2 separate regions of the Homo sapiens genome follow, and region 2 is linked to region 1. Evidence: chromatin loops called from intact Hi-C (ENCODE). Cell type or tissue: GM12878. All regions are shown on one strand. Links, peaks and the distances in the headings refer to the core of each region. The heading gives the core; the rest is flanking DNA.

Region 1 (2,913 bases), core at 126-2,625:
GGCCAAATTTCTAATACTGCCCCAACAGAATTCCTAGAGGAAAAGCAGTCCAAGAGAATTTAAGAAATTAAAATCCAGGGGCAAAGACTATTTATTAATCTCCCCTAACCCTGAAGCCAGAAAAAAACCAAACAGGTTGGGAACCTATTCCATTCAACATAGTCTCCAAACTTAGCTGGCCTTGCCTCAACTTATCAGAAAAGTTGGTCTTCTCCTCATACCATGTTACCGGATAGATGTAAATGCAAAGGGTTTCCATTTTAATATTCCTACTTCCTTAGCTTGAGTCTACGAAAACTCAGTAAATCCCAAAGCACAAGTATAAGACTGTGATGAATATTTAAGTTGTAACTTTCCCAGAATGCTATGTAGAAACTGAGAGGGAAGAGGTTTGGAGGTCGGGAGGAATGGGGAGGAGGGGAAGATCTGACCTAGTGGGAGAAGTCAGTTGGCCTGCTGGCTTCCCTAGCTCAGATAGGAGTACACAGAAAGAAATTGTGTACTGAGCGGGATTCCTCCACATGATAGTGGGAAATGTTCCCAAGAGGGGTTCCTAAGTAGGAGATCATAATCATAATGGTAATAATCATCTACTTACAAGCTGCCTCTTCTTGGAAGGCTCAACTCCTTCTGAAAAACAAAACATATGCAAGTTAGAAATAAGAACCCATCTGAGTCCTGTTGGTCTACCTAAATGTCCTAGGAAATTCACAGCATTATCTTAATAATGGAAAAGGCCACATATTTCTAAATAACAACTTTTTCTTTGCCTCTTAAATTTTATTTATTTTTTTTTTTTTTTGAGACGGAGTCTCATTTTGTCTCCCAGGCTGGAGTGCAGTGGCGCAATCTTGGCTCACTGCAAGCTCCACCTCCCAGGTTCACGCCTTTCTCCTGTCTCAGCCTCCTGAGTAGCTGGGACTACAGGCACCCGCCACCACGCCTGGCTAATTTTTTTTTTTTTTTTTTTTTTTTTTTTTTAGTAGAGACGGGGTTTCACCGTGTTAGCCAGGATGGTCTCGATCTCCTGACCTCGTGATCCGCCCGCCTCGGCCTCCCAAAGTACTGGGATTACAGGTGTGAGCCACCATGCCCAGCCTGTCTCTTAAATTTTTGTGAAATAAAAGCACTCAGGCAAACTATTACTTCTTTATCCTTCCTTCCTAAAAGGAATGTCTCATAGAATACATGCAACATTTTTCCCACTAGATGGAACCATCTCCCCAGTGTAGATTACAGGCACTCTAGGCCAGCCATTAACTGCTGCTGAATTGTAAAGGGCATTAGTGGCAAGCATACAGAAGGAATGAAATAGGATTAGGGGCAGTGGGTGATAACTAGAAAATATTTTAGACAAATAAAGTAGTATAGTTAATAATATAACAAAGAGATGACTTCACACACCACTGGCATAAGAAATAACCTTTACGATAACAGCTGGGGCCCCTGTGACTTGCTTTCCAAGTGTATCAAGTCCCACCTCCCACCAGTCCTAAATTAACAACTATTCTTAATTTTTTAAATATTTTCAATACGTGTTTTTGGATTTGTAAAAAATTAGTAGTATTGTTTTACATGTTTTAAAATTATATATACATGGTATTATATTATATGTATTCCTCTGTTGACATCAGCCAACATTATGAAAACTGGGAGATTCACCCATGTGGATATATTTCACTTTAGTTCACTGATCTTCAGACAGTGGTCCAGTCTATGAATATACCAATATTTATTTATCTATTCTCTAGTAAATGGAAATTTAATTTTCTTTCCATCTTTTTCTTCTCCATTAAAACAATACTCTTGTAAACATTCTTGTAGTTGTTTCCTAGTGCGCATGTAGAAAAAGTTTCTTGGATGTTGAACTACTGAGTCATAAAGTACTGGATATTCCAAATTGCTCTCCAAAACAACTGTCCATGTAAGAAATATATCCCTCATACACAGTCATGAATATATGTGCTTATATTTTCTTCTAAACATTTTATAGATTTGCTTTTTTCTTTTCTTTTTTTTTTTTTTTTGAGATGGAGTCTCACGCTGTCACCCAGGCTGGCCGATCTCGGTTCACTGCAACCTCCACTTCCTGGGTTCAAGCGATTCTACTGCCTCAGCCTCCAGCTGGGATTACAGGCATGCACCACCATGCCCAGCTAATTTTTTTGTATTTTTAGTAGAGACAGGGGTTCACCATGTTGGCCAGGCTGGTCTCAAACTCCTGACCTCAAGTGATCCTCCCACCTTGGTCTCCCACAGTGCTGAGATTACAGGTGTCAGCCATCACGCCCAGCCGGTTTACTTTTCACAATAAGTTTAATATGCCTTATTTTTGTAAAATTCGCTTATTTTATAAAATTATTTTTGCTAAAATTCAGTATTTGATTGCAATTCTTTTGTGTGTTTTTCTAGGTAAATTTACAAACATTCAACTGTACAAATCTTAAATTACTTAATCTTACGTATGCCAATTGATAAGTCTGTTAAGTACATATACTCAGATAACCTAAATCTCTATCAAAATATAGAACATGTCCATCAATCCAGAAAGTTCCACCATGTCCTTTCTTCGTAAATCCCCAAACAAACCACTATCTTCCTACCCCAAGCAAATATTATTCTCATTATGTCACCACAGATTACTTTTACTTCCTCAAAACTTCATATGAATGGAACCATACAAATATAAACCTTTTTACATAGGCTTCTTCAACTCAGCATAGTATTTGTGAGATTTATCCATGTTGTTGCAGGTAACAATGGCAATATGAATAATATACCCCAGTTAATTTATCGTTTCTCCAATTCCATTTTTCAGCTATTAACATTCCTATAACATGTTTTTTGACAAGCTATATTTCACTTCTCTTGGGTAAATCCCTAAAAGTGTAGAATTACTCAGTTAAAGGGTAG
Region 2 (2,913 bases), core at 337-2,836, 260 kb after region 1:
ATGTAAGAAAAGGACAGGGGTTCAAGACCAGCCTGGGCAACACAGTGACCTGTCTCTATAAAAAACAAAAACATTAAAATGGTCAGGTCCAGCCAGGCGTGGCTCACGCCTGTAATCCCAGCACTTTGGGAGGCTGAAGCGGGTGAATCACCTGAGGTCAGGAGTTCGAGACCAGCCTGGCTAACATGGTGAAACCCCATCTCCACTGAAAATACAAAAAATTAGCCAGGCATGGTGGCGGGCGCCTGTAGTCCCAGCTACTCGGGAGGCTGAGGCAGGAGATTGGCGTGAACCCAGGAGGCAGAGCTTGCAGTGAGCTGAGATAGCGCCACTGCACTCCAGCCTGGGAGAAAGAGTGAGACTCTGTCTCAAAAAAAAAAAAAAAAAAAAACAACCAGGCATGGCAGCAAGCACCTGTAATCCTAACTATTTAGGAGGCTGAGGCAGGAGAATTGCTTGAGCCCAGGAGGCAGAGGTTGCAGTGAGCCCATACTGCACCATTGCACTCCAGCCTGGGCAACAGAGCAAGACTCTGTCTCAAAAACAGAAACAAAATAGACAGGTCCACGTGGTAGCACACACTTGTAGTCCCAGCTTCTTGGGAGGCTAAGGCAGGAGGATTGCTTGATTCCAAGGCAGTTCAGGGCTACAGTGAGCCATGATGGCACCACTACAATCCAGCCTGGATGACAGTCCTGCTCCCGCCTCTTCGGCCTAGAGCAGGAGATTAGAGAACTACAAGCTGTCTCTTGAGGGAAAAAAAAAAAAAATGGTAGTAGTATTTCTACTGAATGCCTATCACTGTTGCACCATTGTAAAGTCAACCAGTCAAAAGTCTTAACCATTGAAAATTGGGACAAACTTAGTTGTTGAAAAGGAGGTTTTGATTTGGGCTTTGCCATTTACTTGTTTTCTGAGAACATATTTCTAAAAATGTACTCTTTATGTCAGTTGGAATTAAGCTGAACTGAGATGACATACTTTGAACACTTTGTAACTTGCTGCTGGTGGGTCATACCTTGGCTTTAGGTACTGAGTAGGGAAATGTCTTAAGTCCCTGTCTTGTTTAGAAAAGGGAGTTTCGGCCAGGCATGGTGGCTCACACCTGTAATCCCAGCACTTTGGGAGGCCGAGGCGGGGGAATCACGAGGTCAGGAGATCGAGACCATCCTGGCTAACACTGTGAAACCCCGTCTCTACTAAAAATACAAAAAATTAGCCAGGCATAAGGCTGGGCGCAGTGGCTCACGCCTGTAATCTCAGCACTTTGGCACGCCGAGGCGGGCGGATCACAAGGTCAGGAGATCAAGACCATCCTGGCTGACACGGTGAAACCCCATCTCTACTAAAAATACAAAAAAAATTAGCCGGGCACAGTGGTGGGCACCTGTAGTCTCAGCTACTCGGGAGGCTGAGGCAGGAGAATGGCTTGAACCCGGAAGGCGGAGCTTGCAGTGAGCCCAGATAGTGCCACTGCACTTCGGCCTGGGCGAAAGAGCGAGACTCCGTCTAAAAAAAAAAAAAAAAAAAAGCCGGGTGTGGTGGCAGGTGCCTGTAGTCCCAGCTACTGGGGAGGCTGAGGCAGGAGAATGGTGTCAACCTGGGAGGCAGAGCTTGCAGTGAGCCGAGATCGTGCCATTGCACTGTAGCCTGGGCAACAGAGCGAGACTGTCTCAAAAAAAGAAGAGAAAAGGGTGTTTCTTGGCCGGGCGCAGTGCCTTACGCCTGTAATCCCAGCACTTTGGGAGGCCAAGGCGGGCAGATCACGAGGTCAGGAGATCAAGACCATCCTGGCTAACATGGTGAAACCCCGTCTCTACTAAAAAATACAAAAAATGAGCCAAGCGTGGTGGTGGGCACCTGTAGTCTCAGCTACTTGGGAGGCTGAGGCAGGAGAATGGCGTGAACCCAGGAGGCAGAGCTCATTGCAGTGAGCTGAGATCGCGCCACTGCACTTCGGCCTGGGCGACAGCGAGACTCCATCTCAAAAAGAAAAAAAAAAAAGTAAAGAGGGTTTCTTAAGAAATATGCGGTCACCTCAGAGCTCCTCCATATATTTTGGGAGTGGGAGTGGAGTGAAGAATTTCACCAACAGTTCAGGGTCTTTCTGGCTTCTGGCCAATCTTGGGAGAGAGAAGGGGTTTTTTTCTGGACTTGATTCCCTCATCTGATAGATTCATTCTGTTCGCCCACAGCTTTCATTTCTTGGGCTGTGCTGATTATCTTCGTCTACAGCTGAAAAATGAGGAATCAGGGAATGGGAGTTAGGGAGACTGCTATCCCTGGTGCGACATGGTTTCCAGGCAGAATGCTGGAAAGGTCAGAGTGCCTCCTTTGCCAGGTAGTTCTCTGGATTGGAGAATGGTACAAACTGTTACATCCACTTGGGAGTACAGCAATGAAAAAGATGACACTTGCCTTTTAGAGGCTATTAAATGACCAATGATGTAGTAAGTGATAAGGGCCCAGCCTAGTCTAGGAGGCAGCTGCTTTTTCCTCTTTATTAATAGTCAGGGAAACCAAGCTACAATTAGAGACTTGCCCACGTTCAGACTTTGTAACACTTTTTCAAGCCAGTGGCTCCTCCCAAACGGCCGAGGTTTCCCCACCCATTCTCCTGACCTGCCCAGCCCTGTGGTTGCTGTCCAGGGAGCTAAGGCTCTCCCCAAACAAACTTGAAGATCTCACAGACCTAATAGACACGGCCTTTCCTCTCTGCCTCTGGCTTTATGTCTCTTTCATCCTCCTCTGCCTTTCCCCTGCCCTTGATCCCTTCTGCAGGTCTTGGCTGGTTTCAGGAAACGGGTCCCATCCCATGGACTCCCACTCTGGGGAGCCTGCGCTCCTGCCCTGTGGGACCTGTGACATGGTTTTCCGCTCCTCAGCTCTGTTAGCCACCCATACTCAGCGCTT

What was found. Peaks named below come from ENCODE experiments on the same cell type or tissue, not always from the same donor. Only the 100,000 strongest peaks of a DNase experiment are listed, where the experiment ranks them.
Region 2: a loop joins it to region 1, with 2.1 times the contacts of the local background. A loop is called at or near these places in 3 of 110 quality-filtered maps.

Annotation. Positions count from the first base shown.
Region 1 is chr1:45,880,081-45,882,993 of GRCh38, reverse strand. MAST2 (microtubule associated serine/threonine kinase 2) reads right to left here. Exons shown (of 29, transcript NM_015112.3): 4 at 599-630. All of the region lies in intron 2 of LOC105378694 (a long non-coding RNA gene), which reads left to right. Among named protein-coding and RNA genes, the nearest start is that of MAST2, 78 kb to the right of the region's middle. In GM12878, for the core only: a CTCF peak has its summit at 1,211 (motif pointing right); no DNase peak of the experiment used is centred there.
Region 2 is chr1:45,623,812-45,626,724 of GRCh38, reverse strand. CCDC17 (coiled-coil domain containing 17) reads left to right here and starts at 2,671. Exons shown (of 13, transcript NM_001114938.3): 1 at 2,671-2,913. The coding sequence starts at 2,816. In GM12878, for the core only: no CTCF peak of the experiment used is centred there; no DNase peak of the experiment used is centred there.